2 separate regions of the Mus musculus genome follow, and region 2 is linked to region 1. Evidence: chromatin loops called from intact Hi-C (ENCODE). Cell type or tissue: left cerebral cortex. All regions are shown on one strand. Each heading gives the region's core, and the rest is flanking DNA. Links, peaks and the distances in the headings are about the cores only. Region 1 holds the start of Matn4 (matrilin 4). Region 2 overlaps Stk4 (serine/threonine kinase 4).

Region 1 (15,083 bases), core at 4,368-12,367:
CTCACGCACCATAGCTCTTCAGAAGATTAAAAAAAAAAAAAAAAAAAAAAAAGATTTGCAGAAAGGAGGCACCACAGAGAGAACATTTAACTGTGAGAGGTCAAGACTCCAAGTTCCGGACCACCAAAGAGTTGTGTGGCCCCAGATGATATTCCCTCCCTGTGTGGATCATACAGCAAATGGGGTGTGCTTTTACTTCTGAAGAGCTTGTCAAAGAGTTGTCCTGGTGCTGGGCAGCCAAAGAAGACAATGAGACAGCAGGATGGGGTGGCACTCACCCAAACAATTCTTGTTATCTGGTGCTAGCTTGTAGCCAGAGTTGCAGGCGCAGTAGAATGTTCCTGGGGCGTTGACACACAGGTGTTGGCAGCCATGAACCAACTCAGCACACAGGTCCTTCCCTAAGGACACACAAGGGGCAATCAACAGAGAACAGATGGGCAGAAGCATCCAAGGGGAGGGCAGACAGCAGGGCAGGGGTAGGGGTCTGAAGCAAATACCATTCCCAAGGTTGGACTTAGGTTAGATATGGATTTGCATCTTGGAGAGGGTCAGTCCAGGTGACAAGATTAGAGGAAAAACAGGATGCAAGTAGTTCCTTTGAAGGGTCTCGGAAGAGGACACTGCACAGCTTGGATTCAGGGGGATCCGGTGTTAAGGTCAGCCTCAGCTGCAAATCGACTTCAAGGACAGTCTAGGTTACAAGAAATCTTGGCGCGCACGCGCGCGCGCGCACACACACACACACACACACACACAAGATTTAAAAGGGACTTAAAGTTGGAGGAACATACTCGGGTGGGCGGGGCATGACTCCTGACAGACAATACTATCAATTTTGAGCGATTCTTGATTAAAAGACATTTGGTGTGGGAGGCGGGAGAAGGGGGGGGTGACAGCTTGTGGCAGGGTCAGTCTCTGACACAGCATGACTGGCTGCTAAGGATACCACTCTGCAGGAGGGACCACGGCAACTGGTACCCAGAGGGCAGAGTAAAATTGAGGGATCACCTTTAATGATGCGAACTAGAATGAGCATCTGCATTGCCTGAGCTGGGTGCCACTCTAACTCACCGCACAGGCGGCCCTGGAACTGCAGGCCAAACTCCTGGATGAGATCGAAGGACTCCACTAAGAAGACATGCTGATCCAGCGGCGGCGAAGCCATGGTGCGAAGAGAGCCCACGTCAGCTCGCTGTACCCCTACCGCATAGATCTCAATGCCGCGGGCGCGCGCCTGAGCGGCCACTTCGGCCACTCGGTCTTGAGGTCGCCCGTCTGTCACGATGACCAAGACGCGCGGCACTCGCTCCTCCGATGGGCGCGCGCCTTCGGCCTCGCTGAAGGCCACGTTCATAGCGTACTGGATCGCCAGCCCGGTCATGGTGCCCTGCGCCAGCGGCACCACCGCGCGGATGGCTCGTTCCATGTCCTCGCGGCGCGAAAAGGCGCCCAGGGGAAAGACGCTCTGCACTTGACTAGAATACTGGATCACCCCAACGCGCGTGGCGTTCAGACCCACGTCCAGGCTGCGGAGGAGGCCCACTAGGAACTGCCTCATGGTCTCAAACTCGAAGGGGCGCACGCTGCGGGAGCTATCAATCATGAACACCAAATCCAGGGGCCCATTATAGCACCTAGGACCTGCGGGAAGATGGAGGAGGACTCTCACGGGTCAGCTAAAGCTGGTCTCTTAAAAAAAGCCGGAAGACCTGCTGTTATCTGAATGGAACAGTGCCCAGCATGTCTTTAACCTAACAAATTAGCCTTGGATACAGTTACTCATCCATCATTTGAGGAGACCTGAGCCAGGAAATCACACAAGGTTCCCCCACCCCACCCCCGCGCGCGCATGCAGTTCTGGGAGCTGTTCTGAGTCTGTGTTATGTATTGAGGAGTGAACAAAGAGATGTCGCTGTCTCAAATGCCTACATGAGCCAGCCAGACACCATAAATGAATGAACTGATTAGATTATATCTAGAACATCTCATCTCCTGTATCTCTGATAACTTGGATTGTCCCAGCAAGCAGGTCCCTGGTCTGTTTGTTTGGTTGGTTGGTTTTGTTCAAGAAAATTCTCAAATAGGGTTGTTTTTTAATGTGGAGTCTCCTGATTTTTCCATGGTTTCAATAAGCTTCAATAAAAGTCGACACCGAATGAACCCAAAACTATGCCACATACTACAATTGAGGAAACAGCGCCCGCCCGAGGGATGAAGTGGGAGGGATGAAGCCCGAATCCAGCCTGTGTTCTAAAGCCCGCCCCCCCCATACACACACCCATCCTTCCACCAGTGTGCCAACCCCTCCTGGCAACCCTGGCTCACTGTGGATAGAGAACGTTGCTGCTCCCTTCCTCCCATGGTGAGGGCTGGGATCCAACTCACCTGCAGACTGGAGCTGAGTTTCCCAGGACTGCAGGAAGAGCAGCAACAGAGAGAGTGGCCAGCAGCAGGGGCCTCTCATGGTGCTTGGAAGGATGACGAACCACAGTGTCACAGCCTGCAGCTAGAAAAGAAGGTCGCAAAGCAACAGTTTTGACGGTGCTTTTATTGCAGGGGATGAACACTCTGGCTTTGCGTATGTTCAAAATGTTTTGCCAGGCATAGCTGCACACTCGGGAGGCAAAGGCAGGCAGATCTCTGGGAGTTTGAGGACCAGTCTGTTCTTCATAGTGAGTTCCAGGCCACCCAGGGCTACATAGTGAGATTCTTTCTCAAAACAAAACAAAAAGGCTCATGATAATTTTTTGATGTCACCACACTGGGATTGCTGAAACTCACAGAGGAGCCTTTGTAAAAAATGGCATTTTACAGAACTACAGGGCACTAAGTTAATAAGAAGTAGATAAAAATACATAAAACTCAAAAGGAGATAAACGCTTGTATTAAAAAATTATATACATATGTGTGTATATATATATATACACACACACCATATATATGATATATATTACAGATCATACACATCATATATATTATATAGCATACACACCATATATGTGTGTGTGTGTTACATATATATACATGTATATGGTGTGTGCTCACACACTATGGCACACACGTGTGGAGGTCAGGGGGCAATTCGCTGAAGTCCGTTTTCTCCTTCCTCTGTGTGTGTCCCAGAATTAAACAGGACTGAACTCCGGTGGTCAGTCCCGACAGCAAGCACCTTTACCCACTGAGCCATCTTGCCAGTCCCCGAAAGAACCCCTTCCTAAATACCAGATATAGTGCTAAATGTGCTTTTCCGTTGTGGCATTGACCCTCTTTGTAGTTCCGACATTTAAGGCTGTTTTGGTTCGGTTCTCCCTATTCAGAAATAGGCTTTAAGAAATTAAATGCTGCTACCCAACGCCTTATAGCAGGAAAGTGGCTGCGGCCGAGATAGAGTCCTGTCTATCTGGTGTGTGAGTCAGCTAAGGTGCTCCACACTCTCTTCTTCTGCGGACAGAAATCATTCCCCATATTCCCCCAAACCCGTGCCACACGCCAAAGAGCAGCTCTTGGGGTCTGGGTTCTTAGTGGTAGGCCAGAGAGTGGAGTCCTGCACAAGACACGCCTCGGTGTCTGTTTCTCGCCTGCTCTTAGGAGAGGCCGCCAGGGGGCGCCTGCTGGGTCTGGCTTCTACTGCCGTGGGAAGCCTACATCTGCCCAGCAGGTGTCCCTGCCCAGAGCAAACAGGCCGCTGGGAGTCCCGGGACCTTGAAGATAAGGCTTGGACAGGATAAATCCAGTGTGAGGATCGGATCGGGGCTTAGATGTGTGAACGGTATCGAAGTCAGTGGCGGTAGATGTGCCCAGAGGGCAGCAAGAGAGCGGCCTGGGCCTCGATGAGCAGCCATGGACCCCAGGGAGACAACAGGTGAGCCCTCTCCTTCCTGTGTAGCCTAACTAGGTCCCTTGAGAACCACTAAGGGAACACACACACTGTACGGATGGAAAATGTGCTGCCCAATAAGACTACCCAGCTGGGCTCCAGGCACAGAACTAAACCTAGCTCTCACCCCCCTACACCCCACCCCTGTCTCTTCCTCCAGAGAAGCCTGGTTCCCTTGCACCTAAGAATCACTAAGCCTTTCTTCCGTTCCCCACCCCACCCCCACACGGCACACTGAGCCTGCTCTATCCATTTTTCTGTGGTTTCTTGGCAGAGCAGGCCATCGCCCCTTAACCCACGGCTGCCCCTCCCTCAACCCCCCAGTTCCTTGAATGAGCCCATTCTGAGCAAGGCCGGTGCGTGGCTCTGACTCCAGACCAGCTTCCTATCCGAGATTCTTCTCCCTTCTGGCTTTCCAGCGAGGGTAGAAGAACAAAAATCCTTCTGGCAGGGTCTGTGGTGGTAAGGTGACAAGCTAGCTAGATGTGCCAGTGGCTTGATGGTGGAGGTAGGAGGAAAGGCAAGCCTTTTCTAGAGTGGGCCAGAGCGGAGCCAGCACCCCAGGGCAAACATCTGAGTATAGCTCCACCGGGCCTTTGAAACTCAGGGTTGGCTCTTGACTAAGGGCTCCCTTAAGCTCCTCTTGGCTTAAGTCAACACGCACTTGATGTCGCTTGCACCTCAGGACTCTTAGAAAGTCAAAACAGCTGCCCTCTCAATTTCAGCTTTCCAAATCCGCTGTTCCACGGGGGGGGGGGGGGCGGTCTAGGGAGGGCAAAGAGAGTCATCATCGTTCAAAGGCTTGCTTTGAAGTAGTGGCCCATTAGAGTGAGCCCAGGTCTCCTGATAAGGATCCTTGCATTGAAGAGGAAATTTCTCGGACGCCCTTAGGATAGGGAAAGTGCATTCCCAAGGAAAGTGCGCTCCAAAGAGGTCTGAGTTCAAGAGCTAATCCGGAAAGGACACTTTGGGAAGGTGCCAGGCGTGGAGGGAGATTAGGGAAGGAGGACCTGCATTTTGTTGGCCTTGCCAGAGGGGGATCGGAAAAGGTACTGCAGGTTAGACGTGGACACGTAGGCTGTTAAGACTTGTCCCCCTACGGGTTTTACGCTGGCTTCCCTGCAGACCCCTCGTTGCCCCCGGGCCCTTTGACTCACCTGAGCCTGCCGGACAGCTCAGAGGTGCGGCTACAGAGCGACGGGCCCAGCCTCCTGGGGAGTTGGACCAGGTAACGGCGGCGGCGTGGGCAGGTTGCCCTAAGTGGGGAATGCCAGACAGCCAGGGCGAGCCCAAGCGGCAGCTGCATTTAACCTGGAGCGGGAGGGTGGGGAGGGGGAGCGCGGGCTGCGACCCCTCCCACTGGCAGGAGCGTTCTCCCCCTTCCTCTCAACACTCGGGCCCCAGCAAGCACGGCGCCCCTTTTTCCTGCTGCTCTGGGAGCTGCAGGCGCGAGCTGCGGGCCGGAATTGGGCTACAGCTGGAGTCGGGCGGCGACACTCCGGGCAGCCGGAATGCTCTGGAATCCTACACGAGACACTTCCCAGAGGAGAGCCCCAAGAGGCGGAGCGGTCCTGACCGCCGCCTGCCTGGCCTGCCTGGGCTTCCAAGGACGCGCCCGACTCTTGCCCTCCTCTGTCCCTTCCTGGAGTGATGAAAGGCCGAGACTTGGTCCTGCCGTAAAGGTAAAAGGACTCAAAAGGACAGCCTTGGAGTTCCCAGCTCTCTTCAGGGCCCAACTTGCTCATTTCCCAAATAAAGACTCACCACAGACTCTTTTTCATGTGCTCCTTTTAATTGCGCAGGCTTTGAGAGAACCCATCCTCATTTGTCAAACTCTCGGACTGATAAGCAACAGACCCCAGAGAGCTGACCCGTGCTACACTCAAAGAAAAGAAAACCCCCGTAGCATTAAGCCAAGGGTGTTGTTTGGGCATCAGAAAGACTCAGATCCGCCGCCTCCCCCCCACCCCAATCCTGGTAATGCAGTTTGGAGCCTTGGTCACATTTTCACCGGTGCATGTGCCTGCTCGAATTGAGGTTGTGCTCCGGACCTGGAGCTGGCAAAGGCTGTTTCCCCTTATGAGTTGAAAGCTTAATTACTATTTCCACAAAGCCCACCTCCATCTGAGAACCAAATGTAGGGTTTTAAACACAGCTATTCCACTTGGCCCCAGACTACAACAGCCGGGAAGCCACCCACACAGTGTAGCACCTGGGTGATCCTGGTGAGGTCTGTGCAGGGTTCTTGGAACACAAATATTTAGCTCATTTCCCAAGTCCTTCTTCCCCCAGATCCCTTGGAGGACATAAATCAACCCCATCTCCAACTTCAGCTCACTCAGCTTCAGGGGTGGGCTTTGTGCCAACTCAACCCTTGACTCTCCTTCCTGTGGCCCCGTGGGCCCAACCCCCATTCCTAGGTCACCCCCAGAGCATGCCATCATCCTAAGAGAAGGTGTGCGCACATGCCTGCAGCAAAGATGTGAGCAGACTGTGTGGATCCTGCATGCCAAGGTGGCTCAGAAATCCTATGGAAATGAGAAGCGGTAGGTGGCTCCCTACCCCGACCCAGGTCTCCACAGCCTTCAGCCCTATGCCTCCCTCCAAACCCACCACCATTTAGCTTCTTTGACATCTTGGAGGCCTCAAGGCTGACACCTCAGCCATTGTTCAGCCAGGGTCCTGTTCCCCAGCCAACAACAGCTGCCTACTGGGATCTAGAGCAGAACTTGACAGTGGCTGTCAGATCCCCACATCCCCGACCAGTATCCATTCATTCTGCTGCGTACTACATGTCACGCACCAGGGTCACTGCTGGGCACTAAGCCTCCAGCTGGACCAGGCAGATACAGCCTCTACTTCCATGGCATCTCCATTCTGGTAGGGGACATGCAGTCACCTCCCCACAAGCCAGCAAACAAGGTATTTCAGATTGTGATGAGAGCCAGAGAAAAACAGAGTGGAGTCACATAGTAGACCAAAGGGGATACCTTAGCTTGAAAGGTCAAGGAGGTCAAAGGGCTCTTTAAGAAGTGACATTGGAGCTGATGTACCAGTGCTGAGATAGAGCCAGGCATGGGAAAACTCCAGGAAGCATTCTAACTGGAAGCAATAGAAAACGCAAGGACCTCAAGGCTATATACTCAGTACTGTAAGAGGATGAAAGGGGGAGACTGGTCAGAAGAGGGGGACGTTAGAGAAGATGACAGGAGAAGCAGTGTCCAGGTCATGTGAGGATTTGGGATTTTAAACCACAAGGGATGTTGATAAGAGGACATCACAATTTGATTCATTTTCATTATTATTAATAATATCGTTTATTTTGTTATATTTTGGGGGGGATAAGACAGACTCTAACTCTAGCTCAGGCGGAACCTATACCAATCCTCCTGCCTCAGAGGCCCCATCCCTTCCGTACTGGGTTTAGGATTACAAACGTGAGCCACCACACCCAACTTAATTTAACTGTTACTTCTTTCCAGATTATTTATGTATTTTATATATGTGTGTGTATTTTGTCTACATGCATGCCTGTACACTAGAAGAGGGCATTGGATCCCATTACAGATGGTTGTGAGCCACCATGTGGTTGCTGGGAGTTGAACTCAGAACCTCTGGAAGAGCAGCCAGGGCTCTTAACTGCTGAGCCGTCTCTCCTACCCCTTGACTGTTATTTTTGTTGTTGATGTTGGTGGTGGTTCTGGTGCTGGTGGTGATACTGGTGCTGTGTGGATGTATAGATGCCACGATTCCTGTGGAGGTAAGAGGATAATGTGTGCAGTTAGGTGTACAGTTGGTTCTCTTCCTCCTTTTGATGGGTTCTGGGCATTGAAGTCAAGTTATCATGCTTGCCTCAGCAAGCCTTTTATCCACTGAGCCACCTGTTACTTAAGAACTAATCTGGGGCTGGAGAGACTACTCAGGGTTAAGAGCACTGGTGGCTGCTCTTCCAGAGGACCTGAGTTCAATTCCTCGCAACTACTTGCTGGCTCACAACCATCTGTAATGGGATCTGATGTTCTCTTCTGTCAGATGGTCTCTTCTGCCATGCAGGCATACATGCAAATAGAGCTCTCATATCCATAAATAAATTTTTTAAAGTAATCTAGTTGCTGTGTGAAAAACAAACTAAAAGAGGCATCTGTAGCAAGGGAGAGACAGATGGAAGGCTGAGTTGGGAAGGCAAGGGATAGTGGTTAGGACCAAGGTGAAGTTGGTAGGAATCTAACGGATTCCAGATGTGTTTTGAAGATGGAGCGGGCAGGACTTACTGATGAGGTCTAATAATGCATTAACGGTTTCACTCTGGGAGAGGGGACACTAAATCATGATTCTTTAAAAATTTATGCCACCTTGAGACACTTTTAAGACAGTGAAAATGATGTTATGTGTTCCCAGGTTCTTCTGTCCTCCACCCTGTGTCTACCTCGCGGGTCCTGGCTGGAGGGTGAAGCCAATGCAAGACCAAGGTGAGAGTGCCCTGACGGGCTGTTGCTCGGTTCTGCAGGAAGGACCAACTGCCTCAGCAGGGCCCGGGAGCCCAGACGGTTGCAGGCGCAGTCTCGCTGCGCCCTCTGGCGGCAAGAACTAAGTTTGACCCGCACCTGAGCTTCCCCCAGACTTCCAGGGTTTAATTCCCGTCCTTTTTCAGCCCTCCAATCTGCGGAGACCGGGCCCACCGTCTGCGGTTACATGGGACTGGACGGTGCGTCCGGCAGCGCTCCCGAGACCCAGAAGTTGAACTTTGAAGAGCAGCCGGACTCCAGGGTGAGGCTGCACTAGAGAGCATCAGATTCCTGCTCCTGGCGTTGCCTCTTTTTTTTTTCTTTTTGTAGAGGAGGCAAAACTGTAGACTCCCCAAGTCCCCTCCAGAAGCCAAAAGGCAACTGGGGAGGCCAGAGGGTGGGTTCTGACCTAGTCCCTAGATTAGTACGGTTTCTTGTCCTAATGGTAAGGATGTCATAACTGCGGAAGGTTGGCTCTTCCGCTGGCAAAGTTGAGATAAGGCCTGCCGCATCCCCTTGAGCCCCGTAGGAATTTGGTTGTGCCAAGACCCTGTACATCTCGGACGCCGATAAGAGGAAGCACTTCCGGCTGGTGCTGCGACTGGTGCTGCGAGGGGGCCAGGAGCTGGGCACTTTCCACAGTCGCCTCATCAAGGTGATCTCCAAGCCCTCGCAGAAGAAGCAGTCGCTGAAAAACACAGACCGTGAGAGGGGCGAGGTGGAAGGGTGCAATTCGAACCCAGAGCTGCAAAAATGGGCGGAGGGTGCAAGTGTGGAGGAGGGGGTGAGAGGTGGAGTCTGGGTAGAAAGAAGGGAGGAGTCTGGGTGGAGTGGCTGGCCTAGACTAAGAGAAAAGGCACACAGAGATTTCAGACAGGACACAGGTAAGAGATAGATATCAGATTTGAAGATGACAGTGGGGGACTCAGAACAGACAAAAGCTGCAGCCAGGTGCCAAATCCGGGGCAAATTAAAAATGACCTTAAGGAAGTTGCATCAGCCAAAGATGGTGGTTCCCATGTGTAATTCCAGTGCTTAGATAAAAGAACTCTGAACTCTTATCTAGGTCAGCCTAGGAGGGAGTGAGTGGGGAAAGGAAAGAAAAATGGATCGGGAGAGAGAAGGAAAGAGAGAGGGTGGGTTGATTGGTTGATTTCAGTATAGCATACCATGTGGCTTGCTTGAGACTGTCTGCCCAGAAAGTGTCCCCCAGTCTGGAGGTAACCACGACTCAGTGTGATCCCGGAATCCAGCTCCTTGGTGTCATTGAAAAGTCCTGTGGAATATCCCAGTTCCAAGCAGTGTCCTAGCTGGCACCTTGGTGCTCAGGAAAAGTGGGGGACCTAGAGTAATGGTTATGCGTGCAGAGTCTGGCAGTCTGGCTTCGAATCCTGTCCTGGAGAGTGAACTGAGCTGACATATGTATTTAGAAAAGCAAAGGATGGGGAGATGGCTTGGTGGGTAAAGTGCTTGCAAGGCAAACACATGAGCCTGGGTTTGAATACCCGTAAAAATTGAGTGTGGCTGCAGATGTCAGTGATCCCAGCTCTGAGCAAATAGACAATAGGATCCTCCTCCAACTCTCTGGCTAGAAAGCTCTAGCCAAAGAGCTCTCAATCCAGTGAGAGCCTTTGTTTCAGAGAATAAGGTAGAGCGTAATAGAATAAGGTGTCGGGAGTCTAGCTCTGGCCTCCACACCCACGCACACACAGCTGTGTGTGTCCAGCCACACGCCTGCACACACATACAGAAAAAGGGAAGAGCAGAAGAATCTATTGTATAGTAAATTAAATGGAAAGGGCTTGGGCTAGGTATAAATGGAAGGCCAGCAGTCTGTCCAGCACGGAGAGGAGATGAACAGCACTTGGTCAGTGCCTGATCCCCAGCTGGTGTAAGTCCAGTAAAAAAAAAAAATGAAGCTGTGACTGAGAGCATGCCATCGGCTGGAAGACAAGCCAGGCTCTAGGAGAGTCCCCCTGTTCTTTCAGACTCTAGCAGCCATCTATGCAACTCCCACCTGCTTCACACTTCCCACCCCCAAGAAGCCTTCCTTAGCTTAGACCTTTCCCACACGGAGTTAGCATTTTGTATTTATGCCCTCCAGACCATGAACTATTTCAGAGCAAAGCTGGACCCAGTTCACACATCAATACCCAGTACCCGACGCCGTGCCTGCCACAAAGCAGCCCCGAGTGACTTGATGAACCCAGCTCACATCACTGAAGGATGTTCATTTGTACCAGGGAGCTGGCAAGCTCAAAAATCAAGACCCCAGGCAAAAGGCTATGAAATGCAGATAACCATTGAGTCTAGGCCAGTGGGCATATTAGCCAGGCTGTTACATGGGTCAGAAGATGAGCTGAGGCATCTGAGAGACCACATCTGAGAGGCCTGGGTACTGATTCCACGTTCCCCTCGCAGTATGCATCTCCTCCGGCTCAAAGGTCTCCCTTTTCAATCGCCTGCGCTCCCAGACAGTGTCCACGCGTTACCTCTCTGTGGAAGATGGGGCCTTTGTGGCCAGCGCAAGGCAGTGGGCTGCCTTCACCCTCCACCTGGGTAATCTCATGAGCAGGTGCGGGCTGGGTGCTCCGTGTGTTAGCATAGTTAATCAACCCTACAGGAAGATGAAGCAGTGTAACTGTCCCTTGGGGAGGGGGGTGAAGGCTTGCCCTTGGCCCTAGTGAGTCGGTCAGGAACCCGATGTCTTCTGATCCCAGTGGCTAGCTATGACCTTTCTCCTCCAGCCAATCAGTGGCTGCCCCCAGGGAGCATACCTTACTGTGGATGATCACAGACTAGCTCTCCAGGATTAGAACCTTGGTCTTAGCTTCCTTTCTCATGGCTAGCTGCGTTGTGCGTTAAAGCCAGAGGTGAAGAGACAGGGTTTGAGAAGTAATGAACCTTTGTTTCTTCCTTCCTTCCTTTCTTTCATCTCCAGCTGATGGGCACTGTTCCCAAGGGGACTTCCCACCCCAGGAAGGTTACATCCGCTACGGCTCCCTGGTGCAGCTTGTCTGCACTGTCACAGGCATTACACTGCCGCCTATGGTATGGGACTTCATGGCTATCAAAGAATAGAGCTGCCTGGCTGGGTGAGGAGCCTCTGGGGACCCCACACCCTGCTACCTCACACACACACACACACACACACACCCGCCCGTCACCCTTCTGCCGCAGATCATCCGAAAAGTGGCCAAGCAGTGTGCCCTCCTTGATGTGGATGAACCCATATCCCAGCTGCACAAGTGTGCCTTCCAGTTTCCAAGTGACACCCCAGGAGGGGCTGGCACCTACTTATGCCTTGCCACAGAGAAGGTGGTGCGATTCCAGGTGAGAAGCAGAGACTACCAAGCATCCCTGGCAGAACACAGCCATAGAACATAAGCTCTTCTCCACAAAGACTGCTTCTTAAGGGAACAGTGTTGCCCCCTGGAGGATCAAAAGTCATAGAATGCAGAAAAAATGATGTAATTACTATTATTAAATAATATTCCTGTTCAGGGGCTTTAAGACATTGGGAATACAAAATTGCAGAATATAGAGACTGGAGGTGGCTCGGTAGTTAAGAGCGTTTGTTGCTCTTCCAAGTTCCAAGTTTATTTCCTAGCACCCACACGGTAGCCCACAACTTCACAACCACCTGTAGCTCCAGCGTTAGAGGATCTGACACCTCTTTCTGTCCTCTGAACGTCACACACGTATGGCATAAATTCACATTTACATAAATGAAAAGAAAACTGCAGGATATAAAGAAAATCATAGTAGGAAAAAGTACTGGATAATGTTGAACACAGTTACAGGATGTCAAGGCACAAAATCAGTGTGGAAAACAATAATTATTAAGTAATATTCCAAGCCGGGTGTAGTGGCACATGCCTTTAATCCCAGCACTCGGGAGGCAGAGGCAGGCAGATTTCTGAGTTCGAGCCCAGCCTGGTGTACAAAGTGAGTTCCAGGTCAGCCAGGGCTACACAGAAAAACCCTGTCTCAAAAAAACAAAAACAAAAAAACCACCACCAACAAAAAAAGTAATATTCCTCCTAAAATATTATTCTGGAATGTTAGTAGATAAAATAATGAAATAATATAGAAAATAATTATAGCCAGGTGGCGCATGCTTATAATCCCAGCACTGGGGAGGCAGAGGCAGGAGGATCTCTAAGATTGAGGCCAACCTGGTCTATAGAGCAAAGTCCAGGACAGCCAAGGCTATATAGAGAAATCCTGTCTTAAAAAAGAAAGATGGGGGGGGGAGAGGAGAGAGAAGGAAAGAAAAATGATTATTGAACAATATTTCCTCACAGAAAGTATTATAATTATTTTTGGTTTTGTATATTTATTTGAGGCAGGTTTTATTTAAAGACTGACCTTGAGTTCATAATCCCCCTGCCTCCACCTATCAAATGTACCACTAGTCCCAGCTAAAACTGTAGAATGTTAAGGCAGAGAAGTTCGCTTTGTTTTTTGGAGTCAGGGTTTCTCTGTGTAACCCTAGCTGTTATGGAATTCCCTCTATAGACCAGGCTGGTCTCAAACTCACAGAGATCTGCCTGCCTCTGCCTCCCCAGTGCTGGGTTTGAAGGTGTGCTCCACCACACCCTGCTTAAGGTACAGGATTGTACAATGTTAAAGGATAGAGGATGTGGCTGGAAAGAGAGCTCACTGGGTAAAGAGCATCTGCAGCTCTTTCAGACCAAAGTTTGGTCCCTAGCACCCATGTCAGGCAGCTCACAACTCTCTGTAATTCCAGTTCCAGGAAATCTGGCACTCCCCTGTGGCCTGTGCTAACACCTGCACACATGGCGCATATGTTCACACACACACACACACACACACACACACACACACAGGCATGTAAATAAAAATAATGTTTGCGTAGAGGAACCTGATGATGTAGGTTGTAACCCTATTTGTGAGGCTGAGGTCGAAGGGCAGAGTATTCAAGGCCTGTTGTGCTACAGTGAGTTCAAGACCAGCCGGAGCAATTTCGTGAGACCTTCCTTGTCTGAAAGAGAGGAGAAATTCCGCTCACTGGCAAAGTGAGCGTGTGCAGAATTCTAGGTGAAGTTCCCAATGCCAAGAAAGAACGACTTCAGAAAACTAGTTTATTAGAAAGTAAGCTGGTTCAAAGATTTAGTTTACTCTAAGTGAAAGAATGTTAAAATCTTGGGACCGGGGAAATGCTAGTTGGTAAAGAACCTACCGCGCCTGGCCTGTACTCGGGAGCCCGACACTCCCGTGCCTCTCATCAGCACTCTGGAGGTGAATCTGCAGGGTAGTGTGCAGCCTTGCCTGTCTGCCTGCTTGCCTGTCTGCTTGCCTGCCTGCCTGCCTGTCTGCTTGCCTGCCTGCCTGCCTGCCTGCCTGCCTGCCTGCCTGCCTGCCTGCCTGCCTGCCTGCCTGCCTGCCTGCCTGCCTGCTTGCCTGTCTGCCTGCCTGCCTGCCTGCCTGCCTGCCTGCCTGCCTGCCTGCCTGCCTGCCTGCCTGCCTGCCTGCCTGTGGCATCTGAATCTAACACCCTAGAACTCACATCCTTTTTTTAAAATTGAGTATGATGGCCAGAGCTTGTAATCCTAGCACCTGGGAGGCAACGACAGGAGAATCCCAGGGCTTTCCTTAGTCACTCGGTATAGCCAGATGAGCTAACCTCTGGTTCAGTAAGAGACTCTGCCTCAAAAAATAAGGTAGAGAGCAACTGAAAAAGACACCTCAATTGATAGCCACCTCTGGCCTCCACACCTGTACACACACACACACACACACACACACACTCAGGCACACTACAAATAAAAAAATATTTTTTTCTAAAAAAGACCTTTGGTTTTATAGATGTACATATATGCATACACACATATACATCTATGTGTATACGCATACATACGTAGCCCATACAGTGTATGGGTCTCACACAAGCTCCCTGAGGCAGATAAACTGGGAAACTTAGAAGGAAAACTTGATAAAGTGGGACCACTAGCGAAGCTTCAGTTCCATCCTTTGGACTTCCTGCCAGGCTTCCCTCTGCCCCAAGGAGGCCAACAGGGCGCTGCTCAACGACAGCTCTTGCTGGACCATCATTGGCACGGAGTCGGTGGAGTTCACCTTCAGCACCAGCCTGGCCTGTACTCGGGAGCCCGTCACTCCGGTGCCTCTCATCAGCACTCTGGAGGTGAATCTGCAGGGTGGTGTGCAGCCCTGCCTGCCTGCCTGCCTGCCTGCCTGCCTGCCTATCTGCTCTAGGAATGGGGAGGCTGTGGAGGAAGGGCAGGAGGCTCCTTCTAACCCACCACCATCACCACTCCCTCGTCACCTACATCTGGTCCCATCCACCCCCCAGCTGAGCGGTGGAGGTGATGTGGCCACGCTGGAGCTGCACGGAGAAAATTTCCACGCTGGGCTCAAGGTGTGGTTCGGAGACGTGGAGGCAGAAACCATGTACAGGTACAGAGAGGCGGTGGGAACAGCTTGGGCCAAGGGATCCAGAGACTGGAATGTTTATGATTGGCTTCAACCTCCATGCCCCGCCCACAGGAGCCCTCGTTCCTTGGTGTGCGTAGTGCCAGACGTGGCGGCCTTCGGCAGCGACTGGCGTTGGCTCCGCACCCCCATCACCGTGCCCGTGAGCTTGCTGCGCGCGGATGCGCTCTTCTACCCCAGCCCCTTCTCTTTCACCTACACCCCGGAATACAGCGCGCTGC
Region 2 (15,083 bases), core at 2,935-10,934, 270 kb before region 1:
TATGCCTGCACACAGTTCTCAAAAGAAAAAAAAAACCAAAACCCCCAAAAAACAAACAAACAAAAAAACCCCACCAATGAACCAGAAATACTTTGCCATATTAGGAAGCAAGGAAGCTCTTGAGAGCTACTTCACATAAACCATATCTCAATAAACCAGTTTTAAAAAGAACTGAGTCACAGTGTTGAAATATTTGCATTTTTACTTGAAATGTGTAAAATGTTCTGAAACTCCTGAATTCATGACGATTAATAACAAGATCATAGCCTAGGACAAAAATGTGGCTTAGTGACAAACTGAGTTGTGCATATGGCCGATGTGAAGGTAGTTCCCAACATGAGCTGTAGGACCAGCTACACCAGCCATTTCTTATCCCTAGGCTCAGTGGGGGAAGGCACAGACACTTGAGACCCTGGAGTCTCTTCTGGAGACGTGTGTGGACTCCCAAGCCTTTGGAGTTGCCTGTGAGAGTCACTGTTCTGTGGGCAGGAAGAATGATGGTCTTAGAGGAAAAACTAGCAAATTAGAGTTATTCAGACAGACTTGAGTTATCAGCAGACATTTTCTAAAAATTTATTCTCACCAAGAATCAAAAGATCTTACTTAAAATTTGGACTTTAAATCTTTAAAGAGATTTTAAATCTTTATAAAGTTATTTTTAATTCACTTTTTAAATTATTGTTTTCCATGTGTGAGTATTTTGCCTCCATGTCTGTCTGTGTACAGTGTCAGTGCCTGATGTCAGTGGAGGCCAGAGGAGGTGTTGAATTCCCTTGGATTTGGAGTTACAGAAATGGCTGTGAGCTGCTCTGTGGGTGTTGGCCTTCAAACCTGGGCCTCTAGAAGAGCAGCCAGTAGTCTTAATCAGTGAGCCAACTCTCCAGCCCTTCACTTTTTAAAAAAAAAAGATGGGGTAATAACATATATCTGTAATTTGAGCACTCAGGAGACTAAGGAAATTCAGAGTTTAAGGCCATTCTGGACTGCACAGCGAGTTTGAGGACAGCCTGGGTCACATAGTGTTATCGGGAAAACATAACGGCCTATCTACATCAAAACACTGATGTGGACCATGGAACAGAATGGGCAGTCTAGAAATGAAGAGCTGCACAGCCTCAGCCACCCGATCCTTAACAAAAGCGAAAGGGACAGCCTCTTAGGAAAACTGAAAGACCATAAAGAACGAGAGGGTGTGCTGGAGAGAGGGCTCCACTGTGAGCGCTTGCGGCACGAGCATGACGTGACGACCTGGGGTTCAGATCCCAGCATCCCATGCAGGTCTGGTGGGGTAGCATGCACCTCTAACCCCAGAGCTCAGGAAGCAGGGGTGTGGATCTCTGGGGCTTCCCACTCAACTAGTCTTAACAGGTAAGCTGCAGGCTCCAGGAGAGACCCTGTCTCAAAAGTGAAAGCGGATATTGAATAAAAGCACCCATCTCTGGGAAAGGCTGACTCTCCCCCTGGTAGCCACCAGTGGCCTGGGGTTTCTTGTCTAGGGTGAGATCCCATGAATATTTTCCACTTCCACATTAATATGTCTGTTGATACTGCCATTGTTTCGGGGAAAGATTAAAACATCTAATGTTCCAACAACTTAAAGAGGAGAACAGGAGAGGACAGGATCCAGTGCCAGCCTCTGTCCTCCCTGTGTAACCTGGGGACACACAGTGCCAGCCTCTGTCCTCCCTGTGTAACCTGGGGACACACAGTCCCAGCCTCTGTCCTCCCTGTGTAACCTGGGGACACACAGTGCCAGCCTCTGTCCTCCCTGTGTAACCTGGGGACACAGTGTTAACCTCTGTCCTCCCTGTGTAACCTGGGGACACACAGTGTTGACCTCTGTCCTCCCTGTGTAACTTGGGGACACAGTGTTAACCTCTGTCCTCCCTGTGTAACCTGGGGACACACATTGTTGACCTCTGTCCTCCCTGTATAACCTGGGGACACAGTGTTAACCTCTGTCCTCCATGTGTGTAACTTGGGGACAGACATTGTTAACCTCTGTCCTCCATGTGTGTAACCGGGGGACAGACAGTATCACCCTCTGTCCTCCCTGTGTGTAACCTGGGGATAGACAGGTTTTGAAGAAACTCTTGGTTCTTAGTAGGAATGGCCTTTAGAGACCAGCCTTGACAAGTGCTTCTGAAGCCAGCTCATTTTTCCCCCTGGCCTTTTCAGTGAATGAAACAAAGGTATATGCTCATTACACCTCCTTACACTAAGCACAGACTGGATACTTGGTGCTGCACTTAGCCACTCTAACTGTAACTCCTCTCCCCTGGTAGTGCCAGCATTTGCCTTCTCTTCCACACTAACGCTTAGCGCTGCCCGCCTTCCTCCTCTCTGATCTCCACAGGGCTGGTCCTCGGTGAGCAGGTGGATCTTTGTTTTAACACTGCTTTCTGTTTTTAGGTTTTACTCTTTTAACTTTTCTCTGTGATTGCATAGACTGTGTAGTTCCAAGGGGAAGTCCATAAAACAAGGTTACTCAGTTCATGAATATACCCTTCTACCTCGTTCTTCTCCCTTTTTTGTTATGTTCACAGATGAGGGCTGAGGAAACACCACATTCCCCCTGACCCCCACTTGTCTGTCTGTCTGTCTCTCTCTCTCACTTTGGGGTAGCAGTAATGGATGGCACACTTTTCTCTGCCTTTGTTTGCATTATGTGATTAATCTATAGCAATCTGTATAAAGAACTGTGAGCCAGCGCTTCCTTATGTGTGGTGTCTTGTTGGGAGGATGTACTGCAGTCACGACAGCCTCTCTGTGGCCACATGCTCAGCTTGCTGGCAGTGGCTTTTAAGGTAATTCATAGCCTAATCATAAATTAGGAATTACATACATGCATATACATATTACAAATTTTGCCTTTGTTTTTAATGTGTTTCTGTTTTGAGTGGCACTATATATTAGTTGCCTATTTAGGTTTCTCTTTTTCCAGAAAGGAGAAGAATTTCTTAGAGGAATCCCTTCTGCTAACCTGTTGCTGTTGTATAATAAATTATTTAACTCATAAAACTAATTTAAACATAATTAAAACCATGTGCCACAGCAGAATGAGCAGTCATGTCTCCTGGCCAGACATGGTTAGCTTGCCCCAGACATCAGTCAGTATGTTGCCATGTTGGTGCTAACAAGAGAAGAAGCTCCTGGAGGCCTGGAATTCCTGTGTCATCAGAGCCTGACAGTTTGAATCTTGTAGCAGACAGAGACAGATCTGGGTCAGTTACCTTACTACTGTAATGTGAAGTCAAAAAAGAAAAAGAAAAACAACTAAATTCAGTGTTGTTGTTGTTGTTTTTTTATTCAAGAAGTTTCCAAAGGCTGAAATATATTTTAAGTGTAAATTAGCTAGTTATTGATGTAGAAATCATTTTTAATTTTTATCTGGATTTAATTACTTATTGCTGGACTTGTAACCATGAGTTTGCATTGTGGTCTTGTTCACGTCGATGCAGGCGCTTGTATTTTTCCTTCAGTGTGTGGGAAATACCTTATTCCAACTTTGCAGCTTTGCTCCCCATTTCTTCTCTCGTGTGGGCTCTTGACTCTTCAGTTGCCTCAGAGGTCCATCCCTGTTCCCGGGGCATGAGCTGTTGAGAAAACTAAAGGAGAGATTTAGGACAGCTTTCTCACTACTATCCAAGGCTAAGAGCCTATTAGAACTCTGCAAGTAGGGATGGAGGCAGGAGGATGGAGCACAAGGGTGGCCTAGACCCACACATGGAGGAGTCGGCCCTTCTTCTCTGCCTTACTTACTTGCTTGTATCCTCAGGGCCTCTCAAGAGAAGGGGGTCAGGTTGTGTGAAGCTTGTTTTCATATCTAAGCTGTCCCCTGCATGTCAGCCTCCCTGTCCAGTGACCATTGTGCTTAAAACTGAACCGTCTCTGGCAGGCAGCGGTGTACTCCACTGGCTACTCTGGGATGAAGACGCATCTATGGTCCTTGCTTCCCTTCACTGCACCTTTTGATCACTGAGATCTCAAGCTGGCAGAGTGGAACAAGCAGTGTTGAGATGATGCAAAGAGGAATGAGTTCCCGGATGGTCCCTATTTCATTACATCCAAGAGAAGGCACAAGCAGTGGTGTTGGTGGGTCAAGGCATTCAAGTCTGTGGGGTTTTGACTGAAAAAATGTTAGATTAACATTTACTAGGACAGCGGGACTACACAGAGAAACCCTGTCCCCCCAAAAGAAAACACAACAAAAAGATTGTACTGTATAAAATTGCACTGGGCGCTCTGCATGGAAGAGGATTATGTCTACACACAGCAGTGTAGTTCCAGGAGAACGAGCTAGTCAAGGTCACTAGAGTTGGGCTTTTAGATCAGGTTCTGACTTGACTGTGTGATGATACACTTAGCCTGGAAAATGGAAAGGATACTGTCTAGATAGAGCCTGTGGGAGAGCCTGTGCTGCGCTGAGTAAACAAGGCAGTGCATCTGACTTGCCTGCAGGGTAACAGACACTTTGTAAATGCTAGCTCCCTCTGCTTCCCTCTACTTTCTCCTCTTTTCTTGAAACATCACCCACAGAGTAAGCCTCAGTTCCTTAAATCTTTTCTGCAGTGATTGGCTGTTGAATTCCCTTATGAAAGTAGGGATGCCTTTCCTAAAGGACGCTTGTCCCCGCTTGCTGATTTATAAAACAAAGGGATTAAACCCCTGCCAGATGGAAATACAGTGGGTATCACTGTTGGATTGTCCAGCCCATCCCCCTCTCCCTGTTCCGCCCTCCCCTTCTTCTCTCACATACGTAGTCCATGTACTTTCCCACTTTCCCCTCATTTCATGAACTGTCGATGTTTAGGGATGTTTCTCACATCCCAGAGTTCTAAACACTTCCTGTGGCAGCACGCTTTGGCCAGCAGATGCCACCCTTTTGCTTCTTGTGCCGTCTGCTCTGTGCAGCCTTGAAGCAGAGGCTGCCAGCTGTGGATACTACATGACAGAATTAGTTTACCAGTCTTGAAGTTTGACATTTCCTGAAAATGCATCCTTATCATACAGACCGCACTGCTTGAGAAGAGAGATGAGTGACCTTTCAGATGCCTGAGAGCCTTGGCTTGCTTGCCCTCAGTTGGGTGGCTCTCTTCTTTGAACTTGATCATACCACCTGCCCTGTTTGTTTGTTTTTGTTTTTTGTTTTTTTCCTTTCTGGTTGGAGAAAAAAAATCAGCGGAAATGTAAATTGAATTTGTGAACCAAATTTAAGATCCATGGTAACATAATGTTGGCGTAGAATTTTAAGGTTGCTTATGTTTGAGTTTTATATTATTCTATTTCTGTTTCACATTTCATTTTTGTAAAAAGTATTATTAGCTCTTTGAATGATGAGGGATAATTCAGGGACAACAGAAGGCCAAAGCATTGGTAAGCCAGATGTGGGGTATGCCTGGTGATTGTAATGTTACCACCATTCCATACAAAGTCTAATGCACGGAGGATAGTCATAGTCTTTTATTTAATGGTGCTTGTTTTTGTGAGAGAATAGATGAGGTTTTGGGGTATGTGTGTGTATGTGTGTGTGTATGTGTGTGTGTGTGTGTATGTGTGTTTTTAATAGTTTGAGAAATAGAAGCCCAGAGATCTTTATGTAAACCAGCCAGTTTTCTCACTTCCCACCAGAGTTGGGTCCCAGGTCATTTCCTGGTCCTCTGAACTCTTGGGTGCTTCCTTTTACTGAGACAGCCACAGCTGTGAGCACATGTCAGATACTTAAGTTTGTTTTACAAGCCAGGAAAAAGAATCATTTTTAATATGTAACGAGTACTGATGTCAGGGTGGGGTGGGGTGGGGGACAGCAGAGGGACATTTATCCTTGGCTCAGTGTGCTCTCAAGCTTATTCAGAGAAGGTTGACAGACTTCATTTTATTGTTCATCTAGGTCAATAATTCCCAGGGTAAAGCAGTCTTGTGACTCTATATTACTTACCTAGTTGCCATGGGCTTTACAGTAAGTGTGTTGTCAGGAAATGTCATGCTAACTAAAAAAGACATTTTTTTATGGCATCCTTTTGGCTTTGACCAAATGTAATCTCTGTCAAAACAAAGATGGCTATTGTAGAAGAGTCTTAATGTCTACAGCCAAGAGTTGGACTGCTTTTCTGCTGCTATCTCTGTCACTGTGCAACTATTAGTCTGCTTTAGGAATTTGCTCCTGAATTTTTCTTTCATGCTCTTATCTCCTGGTAATGTGGCCTTTTCTGCTGGTTTCCCCTCCACTCTTGCCCCACAGCAGTAGTAGATACTGAATATTTCTAACCGTCTGTGTATGTGTTATTTTCTTGTCCTATTTCCTGCTTTGTTTGCAAGAATACTTGCCTCTTTATGACTATGTTGAAGGGGCTGCAGAAGTGGCTCAGGGGTTAAGACTTGCAGAAGATACAGGTTCAATTTCCAGCAACCTCATGATGGCTCACAAACATCTATAATTTCAGTTCCATGGGCATTGATAGCCTCTTCTGGCAGGCAAATGTGGTATGCAGACAAGATATCCATACACGTAAAATAGACATAAAAAAAAAAAGAGAGAGAGAGACAAGGTTGTAGAGTTTGGGGTGGAAGTAGCACTCAAGTGCATACTGTGCACAGGCCCCATAAACACTCTGTCCATCCATCTCTCACACTGTCTTCCCAGGGTAGATCTTATCCCTGCTCACTGGGCAGCACGGCTTGGAAACACTAGGTGGTGTGTGTGACCCGTACAGAGCATGTGATTAATAAGTGATGAGTGTAGGCTTTCAGCTTTGATGTGGAGCCTGTTATTGTCCTCAGATAAAATACTTTTCTGCCTGGGAAGTGTGTCCTGCCCCTGAACCTTTGTTTAATTCAGGTGCTGTGCATTTCTTTCTCTAATGTGCTTTGGCAAAAAGCCACAGCACATGAGTGTTCAGATTGTGGTTTTTAATACTGTCATTTTAGCCCATTTATACATTCTTTGCAGAACTGCATATTTTTTGAGATTTTCACTCTGTGATAGCTTTCCTCCTGTGTTTATGGGACTGCGTTAATTAGAGTATAAATATGACAAGTGCGGAACAGGGTTTTTTTTCCCCCCTCATTTTTGGTAAAACCTTAGCAGAGCACAGTGATTGGAGCTGCAGTGCTGGGATGTATATTAAACATTTAGAAAGTATTATTAATATGTGGGTTTGTCTTCACAGTTCAGGCTTACGTGTAAGGAGAGCAGTGGGCTAGGAGGCAGGGGCAGGCCTGGCAGACCTTCCTAGCTGTGGGGTTCTGGAGGGGCTCTCGGGCTCCCACTCTCTGCTCGTCTTTAAAATGGAGCTGCTGTGTACAGAAGAACTGGATGTGGCGTGTGAGAGAGATGCTTAGGGTTCACAGGTTCTTAACAGCAGCGTCGGGACAACTGAGCAAAAGCAGGTAGATGTCTGTGCTCACTCTCTGAGGTCTGCAACTGCGGCCAGCCGCTTACTGTGGAGTGAATCTCCTGGCTGTGTTTGCCTCGGGGTTAGTGAGAATGTTAAACTTAAAAATGCCTTTCAAGTACTTCGCAGAGTGTTCATTTAGTAAATGTGATGTACATGTTTAGTACCTAAGGTAGGGAAAATAAATGAACCAATAAAAAGGTGGAAAGAGGTGAGCTGCCCCGAAACAGAGGCAGAAGGAGGCTCTGCTATGCCTCGCCAGTTTTGCTGGGAGCCCTTGTGGGAGTTCAGACTCACTCTGAAGCACTTTCAAGAAAGCCGAATTCTGCCACTCATGTTCCGAGGGCTAGGTGTCAGTCAGCCTGGTTGACACACTGGCTCCCTGCTGCTCTTCCTCCGGGACGCTATGAGAGCCGGTGGGGCAGGGCCGCAGAATGGCCCTGTTTGTTGTGTCTCGGCTCTTGTACAACCTGGGATGCTGAGGTGGCTGGTTACTGAGAAAGAGCAGACTCGTGTTCTCTTTACAGACTCACCACACTCCCAACTGCTCTTTATTTAGAAAAATTGTGGCAGAAACTATTCTAGGATTTTATGGCCTTCACACATGGCTGTGTGTAGTTTGAGTTTAAAATATCTTATGAGGAGCGGTGTTTAAAATGAGTGCAGTTGGGACATTTGTTACCCCTCCCAAGTGCTCTTCCCAGATGCACCAGGGAACAAAGGCTGTTCTCACGCATTGTGGAGAAAGGCTCCGTTCCAGACTCAGTGGAGGTTTTCCACTTTTGGAAGAGCTGCTGAGGCTCTAATCACAAACTGCAGCCGTTCTAGGATTAATTTAAGATAGTTCCTGGGATGAATTAACGTCTTGCAGTAAAAATACCATACACAACCTGTCACATTATCTGTGGCATCCTTTCCTGAGCCAGCCCAGTTAATGAGAAAACCAGGTGCCCAGGGTTTATTGCTGAAGGAATGTTTAATAAGGGAGCCATGCACGGTGTTTGGGTTCGTGGTGTTTGGTCAGTGTGTGAGTTGTATGTGGAGGTGTGTAGAAGCTCTGTGAGACACAGACATTACCTTTTTCTAATCTTACTGCCTCTCCTCCTGGCTCACTGGGGTGTTCCTGTGGAAAGATGAAAACCAAACAGACAGTCTGGTCTACTCTGCATTCCCTGACTTGTAGCTTTCTGGTGCAGTCCTCGGGGTCTTGGTACCATGTCAATAAGCTCCTGTGGGAGAATACATAGGTGAGCATCATCCCAGAGTAAGGCTCCTCCAAGGCTAGAACAGAGCAGGCAGCCTTGGCCCAGGGCTATCGATGATACCTCCATACCCAGGGGCATGGGACTTAGGAGGAAGAGCTAGTTGGGCCACTGCACATTGGATATGTGTAGCTTGCATTACTAAAATGAGCTCTGTTACACCACAAACATACCTCCTGTGTGTCTCTTAAAAGTGTGTGTCAGAGTTATTCCTATAAAACTGATACCCCTGTCCAGCTTGTGCTAGATGCTAAAAACATTTGTGTTCGTGACTCATGATTCAATAAAGCCCCAAGTTAGGAGTGTGTTGGTTGGCTTCTACATTTTTTTTAATATATTTTTTTTATTACGTATTTTCCTCAATTACATTTCCAATGCTATCCCAAAAGTCCCCCCTCCCCCCCCAGGCTTCTACATTTTGAATATTATTTTTTATTAATTCTTCTCATACGGTACATCCGGCCACAGCTTCCTCCCCATCTCTGTCCTTCCCCGGATCCCCTGGGAAGATCCAGGAAAAGGCCATGGGATGCGGTGGTTGTCACTCAAGACTCTGAGTCCTGGTGAGCCTTGCATAGGTGATTCTGGGGGCTGTGTTTTCCTGGTGTCCTTGACCCTCTGAGTCCTATAGTTCTTCCTCCCCTTTCTGTGGGCTTCACTGAATTAGCTCTCCAGCCCTCTTTGCAGGGTTGCTTTTTTTTTTTAAGATTGGTTTTTTGGGTTTTTGTTGTTGTTGTTGTTGTTTTGCTTTTTGTTTTTCGTTTTTTCGAGACGGTTTCTCTGTATAGCCCTGGCTGTCCTGGAACTCACTTTGTAGACCAGGCTGGCTTCGAACTCAGAAATCCTCCTGTCTCTGCCTCCCTAGTGATAGAATTAAAGTTGTGCACCCCACACCCGGCTCCTCTTTGCAGTTTTAAAAGCTTTATTTACATATAGTATCTAACTATTCAGACATTTTAAATTTCTGTATTTTGATTTATTAACTTCAGTTTGTAGAATGCCATCTCATTTACAAAAATATTTTATATCCTAAGACTATAAAAATATTAATCTCTGCTTTGTTTTATTTTTTTTCTTCCAATATGTAATCCATTTGCAATTTGTCTTGGTGTAAATTGTAAGGTAGCCACCCAGATTCAAATCTTTCTTAGCTTCTTTTGCTGACAGCTAAGGATTTTCAGAATGAGTGGTTAATTTAGAGGTATCTGCATCTAAATGTGGCTTGTTTCTACAGAGAGAAAGTTTCTACTTGAGACTTGGAGTTTCAGTATTCCTGTCTTAAAAAGCCTCCAAAAGAACTGTGAAACACATATTGATTTTGGCCTTGACTTCAGTGCATCTCAAACGGGCTGATTCTACAGAACTTGATTCAAAGCATTTCTTCTATGTCTTGATGCCTTTCTGCCAAGCAAAATTGATCATTTCTGACCAGAAGGCTCTGAGCTGAAGGAAAGTGAGGAGGCTCTCGGCTGCTGCAGGCACACTTTGGCTGTGCGTGTGGGGCTTTTAATTTTTCTCTTAAGCTCTCCTAGTCACTGTGCTGCTTGTCCCGTTGTCAGGGACCATTTGGAGGGCACATTTGGTACAGTTGCCTAGTCCTGGAGCTCGTAACCGGGTCTGTAGATGTCTGTTTCCTTGGCACTCTGATGAGTAGATACCCGGGGTCTTCCCTGTCAGTTGATTCTTGTCTTTTCTTGTATCGCGACATCTGCTGTGGTTGAGTCTGTGGTGCTGATGTGCTTTCACCAGCAATGCCTGGTCTGGTTTGTTGTTCGGTAAGAAGTATGTTTAGTTCCAGTCTGACAACTTCCCTGAGTGTCTAGGACAGTAGTTCTCAACCTGTGAGTCACGCCCTCTGTAGGGGAAGGGAGTGTCACACATCCGATATCCTGCATACCAGATATTTACATTACAATGTTGTAACAGTAGCAAAATTATAGTTAGGCAGCAGCAACCAAATAATGTTATGGTTGGGGTCACCGCAGCATGAGGAGCTGTGGTAAAGGGCCACAGCATTGGGAAGGTTGAGGACCACTGCTCTAGACTTTTGCAGATTTGCCCCTTGTACCCAGACTCCTGAGTTATAGCACCATTCAAAATCAGTTTTACCAGTAAAGGAACTGTGTTGTACCAGTGAGGTCAAAGGGTCAGTACATGCAGTAGAGAGAGCCATGGGAGTCTCTCTGTCAGCCTTTGCATCCATTTCACCACCAGATTTCCTTATCTGCTGAACAGACTAGAAAGACGGCTGAGTGGATGGGAACTCTTCTGACCCAGGGTTGATCGCCAGCACTCACATCAGGCAGCTCACAACTACCCTCCACACCCACACCCACCCTCACCCCCACACCAACCCCCACCCCATATTACACTTTTCTGAAGGAGTTGGTGAGTACAACGTGATGAAATGTGTATAAAATATATAGGTGCCCCTGCCTATATTAAGCATTTAATAAATGTTATTTTCTTTCTTGGTTTCCGGTGTTGCTTTGGTCTTCTTGGGGATTATACAGCCTCTACTCCAGCTGTAGAAAGAATGCTTTATGCGCATTTCAGAAAGTTTAGAGATTCTAGAAAAACTTAAAGATGTCTTGCTATTTATCACTCTCAAGCAACAATTTCTTTATTTTGATGTGCTTCCGTCCAGTTTTCTATGCTTATATGTAAGTTTCAGTCTTACACAGCTGAAATCTTTCTGCCTATAGTTTTAATTTTGTCATCTAACATAGCCTGTTTCATTGTATATTTAAAAATCTTTGCAGAACCATCTTTAGTAAATTACTGGTTTTAGTTATGTACGTGGATGTGTGAGCGTGAGTACAGGTACCAGCGGAGGCCAGTGATGTTGATTGGGTCTCCCTGGAACTGGAGTTCCTGACACATGGGGGCCACCTGCTGTGGGTGCTTGGAGCTGAGCTCAGCTCCTCTGGAAGAACAGTACTGCTGAGCCTCTGCCAGCCCCGTAGTCAGGCCTTTTTAAAAATATTTTTTGAGATAAAGTTTAGCAGTATAGCCTAGGCTATACTTCAAAATTCATGGTCTTCCTGCCTCAACTTCCCTTTTATTGTTGTTGTTATAGGTAGCTACCACCATTCCTGGCTTAAAATACTTGCTTATGGTCATATAATAGCCATTGCAGTGTATAATTTAGTTGACCTAATCAGTCAGTGTATTTGGCCTTTTGGGTTAGTTGAGATTATTCCAATTTATCAAGCCAGGAATCCTTGACTACCAGAGAGCTGCCTCGGGTTGAGTCTTTGTACTTTCATTTGTAGGACACCTCCTCCCTCAGCTAAGTATGTGAAGTAGCCAGGGTATCCTTCCCGCCAGCTCTCTGGTCGTCTGGTGTTTATTTAGGTTTCAATCTTTTTGGAGAGGTTTCTTCTCCTTACACTCCTGGGCTAGAAGAAAGGTGAAGGAGACTGAGTTGTATTTAGGTCTCTGGCCTGGTGGTGCCAAGTGAATGCCCAGGAGCTGGCCTGGGTAAATGCCACATGCCACTGTGTCCTCACTAGGAGGTGGGAAGACTCTTCTAAATGTGTCCTCACAGGACACACTGTTTTGTTTCAACTTCTTGTCTGTTTTCTGTAGAGCCAGTTTTAAAGTACGCTGAGACTGGGCTCACTTGTACCGTGGAATCTAGTGAGATCTTGTGCTCCTTACTTTCAGAAACGTGGCCAGAAATAGCAATCCGAAAGACACGCGTCAGGCTCGCCAGGGAAAGCTGCTGTGCAGATACACTGAGAATCTGCACGGCCAGTGAATGGCGTCTTTGTCTCAGAACCCACAGCCGCCTGCTTCTGCTGTGATTGCAGTATCAGATCTGAGCTCAGCTTATAGCAGTTACTGAGGTGGCATTGAAAACAAAACTTAAATGCTGTGGTTTGTGTCCCCAAGGGTCACTTGAAACACACAACAAAAATAAAACAAAACATACACTAAACAGAAAGCACAAAACAACATTGCTCCAGCTTGAGGCTGTTTTCATTTGCTCTGCTGGGGTCTGAGACTGCCTGATCCAAGACTGCCTGGCTCCTTTCATTCTCTGATGTTAAAGGATAGTTTTAATCTCAAACACTTAGTCAGCTAGATATCTGAGTCCAGACTAGCTCCGAAATAGATCCTAAGAACTGCAGACAAGTCTGCAGGGTGGGTCCTACAAGGCCCTCTGAAGGCCACTTTGCTGTCTCCCTGTGGCAACCAAGGCTGGCAGCTCACGCATACTCTTATAGTCCAACCGAGGCTGGAAGCTCACGCGTACTCCTATATTCCAATGCTGCTCAGAACAAGCCTGTTGTTGGTTCTCCTGAGGTGGTGAGAGTTAAGTCCGTCCCAAGAGACTCTGGGTTCTGATTTCATTGAAACTGCAGACTTAACCAGAAGCAGATCTGGTTTTAGTCTTCGCTGATGCTTGCTGATTGTAACCTTGAAAACGAGGATTAATTATGTGACTCCTGACACCTCAGATTCCCTATCTATAGTCACATTACACGTTAGCTGTAAGTGATGATCGAATGAAAGGAACATGTGTGCAGAAGTGTGCTACATGCCAGCCATGTTGACAGCCGATGGATGTTAAGGTGGCTCCTGTTATACTGTACAGCAGCTGGCTGCCCAGCTATGATCCTAGCACTTTGGGAGACTGAAGAAGGGGAGGGGTCCTGAAAGTTGGAGGCTGGCCTTGGCTACCTAGTAAGACCTCGTCTTAAAAGAATTACCATATAGCTAGATCCTTGAATCTTGCCTCCTCATCAAGTAATGCTGGTTCCTACTTGCAGTTTAGATGCTTTCTCTTTTGTGTGCCTTGGTCTTGTATGTATGTAGGTCTGCTCTGGTCATTTTGCTTGATTTGCTGAGAATCACAGCATTAGCACCGTGGCAAGAGCTGGGGCCCATGGTGGCTCTTGACTTCTTTCATGGTCAATCCTTAGTCATATTGCCAGTACTGGCAGTTAGGGGTTAACGTTTCCAGCGTGCAGAGAAAACACCTTGCTGTGTGATGCCCTGTCTGTCTGTCTGTCCTGGCCGTGTCAGTAACTCTCGTTTGAGGACATTATAAAGTCTAGCTCATCAGCTCTGTCAGTGTTCTCAGACTTCCAGTCCGTATTCTTGTTTCATTCTGGGTGAATTGGGTTTTGCCCCTGTGAAATGTTGGTTTTGTCTTAAGTCTTTAATGCATTGGCATTAGTTCTGGGCTTTCAGCTCCATGGTAGAACCTTCACCGAGCCTGTACAAGGCTCTCCACTCAGGCCTGGCAACTGCAGAAATAATATAGACAACCATAGAGTCGCTCTTTCCTTTTTAGTACACACATGTAAGGCTGTAAATGCCCTTACATTACCTTACAACTGGCAATTTTTGATATGTAGGTATTTGTCTTGTAAAGTCAGGTTTATTGAGTTTTAATTTACATAATATAAAATTTGCTTCCATTATGTACAAGGTTGATGAGCTTTGACTGATATGTACAGTTTTATAAATAACCATAATTAAGTCACCCTGAAGTTTCCCATGACCTGGCTTTTGTCTGTGAATGTGCCGTTTCTAAGGTATATGAATAGAATCATTTAGGTCCAATTAAACCGTTTCTTCTTCTCCACAGAAGAAACGCTAAGTCATAGGCAGTGACAAATGCACACGTGCAGTCTGCAGTCAGACCACTTACAAGAGGGCATATGAACATGGAGTGTGGAGCCTCAGGTTACCAAGGACACGGTCACAGATCACAGGGCGCAGTGCAAGCTGGGTTTTGTTTGGTTTGTTTTTCCTTTTCACTAGTTTTCTGCAAGCAGTTTTTATCCATTGTGTGTAAAGTTGGACCTGACTTTGTCTAAAGTTGCCTTTCAGACCATGTTTATTAAAAATGCATGTTTTTCAAAAACTAATTTGGTGTGTGTGTGTGTTGATAGTGGCTGTGAGTTTTTGAGAGAGTGTTTGTGTGTGTGTGTGTGTGTGTGTGTGTGTGTGTATGTTGATAGTGGCTGTGAGTTTTTGAGAGATCCTTTGTGCCCAGGCTTACCTAGAACTTTAATCCTCCTGCCTCGGCCTCCCAAATGCTTCTGACTACAGGTGTGTACCACCACGTCAAACCTCAGTTTGCTGTTAACGCTCCGACTTTGCACAGGATTCTCTGGCTTCTTTTATGTGACGGGAAGAGAGAGGAAAGTCTGACCTTCTCTCAGAGGGCGGAGTTAGGATAAGAGAAGAAAGTCCGACCTTCCTACTCTCTTGGAAATTTCCAGCTCAAGAAAGTACACAGAAGCCACAGCACACAGGGATTTTTATGCGATTAGCCAACTCTTTTCTTAAATTATTAAGCTGCATTAAAACAGCGTGGTGTACTTGGAGTTTTAGGTCTCCCTGTCTTCTGAAAGATTAATATCACGGACCTTCTTAATAGGAAACCTGTGTATCAATTTAGAGCTAC

The links. A loop is a pair of places that touch in the nucleus more often than their neighbours do. Peaks named below come from ENCODE experiments on the same cell type or tissue, not always from the same donor. Only the 100,000 strongest peaks of a DNase experiment are listed, where the experiment ranks them.
Region 2: a loop joins it to region 1, with 3 times the contacts of the local background. A loop is called at or near these places in 6 of 42 quality-filtered maps.

What each region holds. Positions count from the first base shown.
Region 1 is chr2:164,399,454-164,414,536 of GRCm38, forward strand. It overlaps Matn4 (matrilin 4), which reads right to left and starts at 5,365. Exons shown (of 11, transcript NM_013592.4): 1 at 5,038-5,365; 2 at 2,389-2,509; 3 at 1,075-1,644; 4 at 279-401. The coding sequence starts at 2,467. It overlaps Rbpjl (recombination signal binding protein for immunoglobulin kappa J region-like), which reads left to right and starts at 3,741. Exons shown (of 12, transcript NM_009036.1): 1 at 3,741-3,865; 2 at 5,006-5,108; 3 at 6,301-6,426; 4 at 8,279-8,349; 5 at 8,532-8,647; 6 at 8,915-9,089; 7 at 10,807-10,944; 8 at 11,327-11,436; 9 at 11,566-11,718; 10 at 14,399-14,554; 11 at 14,723-14,826; 12 at 14,917-15,083. The coding sequence starts at 3,844. In left cerebral cortex, for the core only: CTCF peaks have their summits at 8,461 (motif pointing left) and 11,822 (motif pointing left); DNase peaks (open chromatin) are centred at 5,413, 8,445 and 10,046; H3K4me3 peaks cover 747 bases.
Region 2 is chr2:164,129,878-164,144,960 of GRCm38, forward strand. The region is part of intron 10 of Stk4 (serine/threonine kinase 4); the gene reads left to right. Among named protein-coding and RNA genes, the nearest start is that of Kcns1, 34 kb to the right of the region's middle. In left cerebral cortex, for the core only: CTCF peaks have their summits at 4,874 (motif pointing right) and 6,697; DNase peaks (open chromatin) are centred at 4,878, 6,733, 7,491, 8,038 and 1 more place; H3K27ac peaks cover 2,123 bases.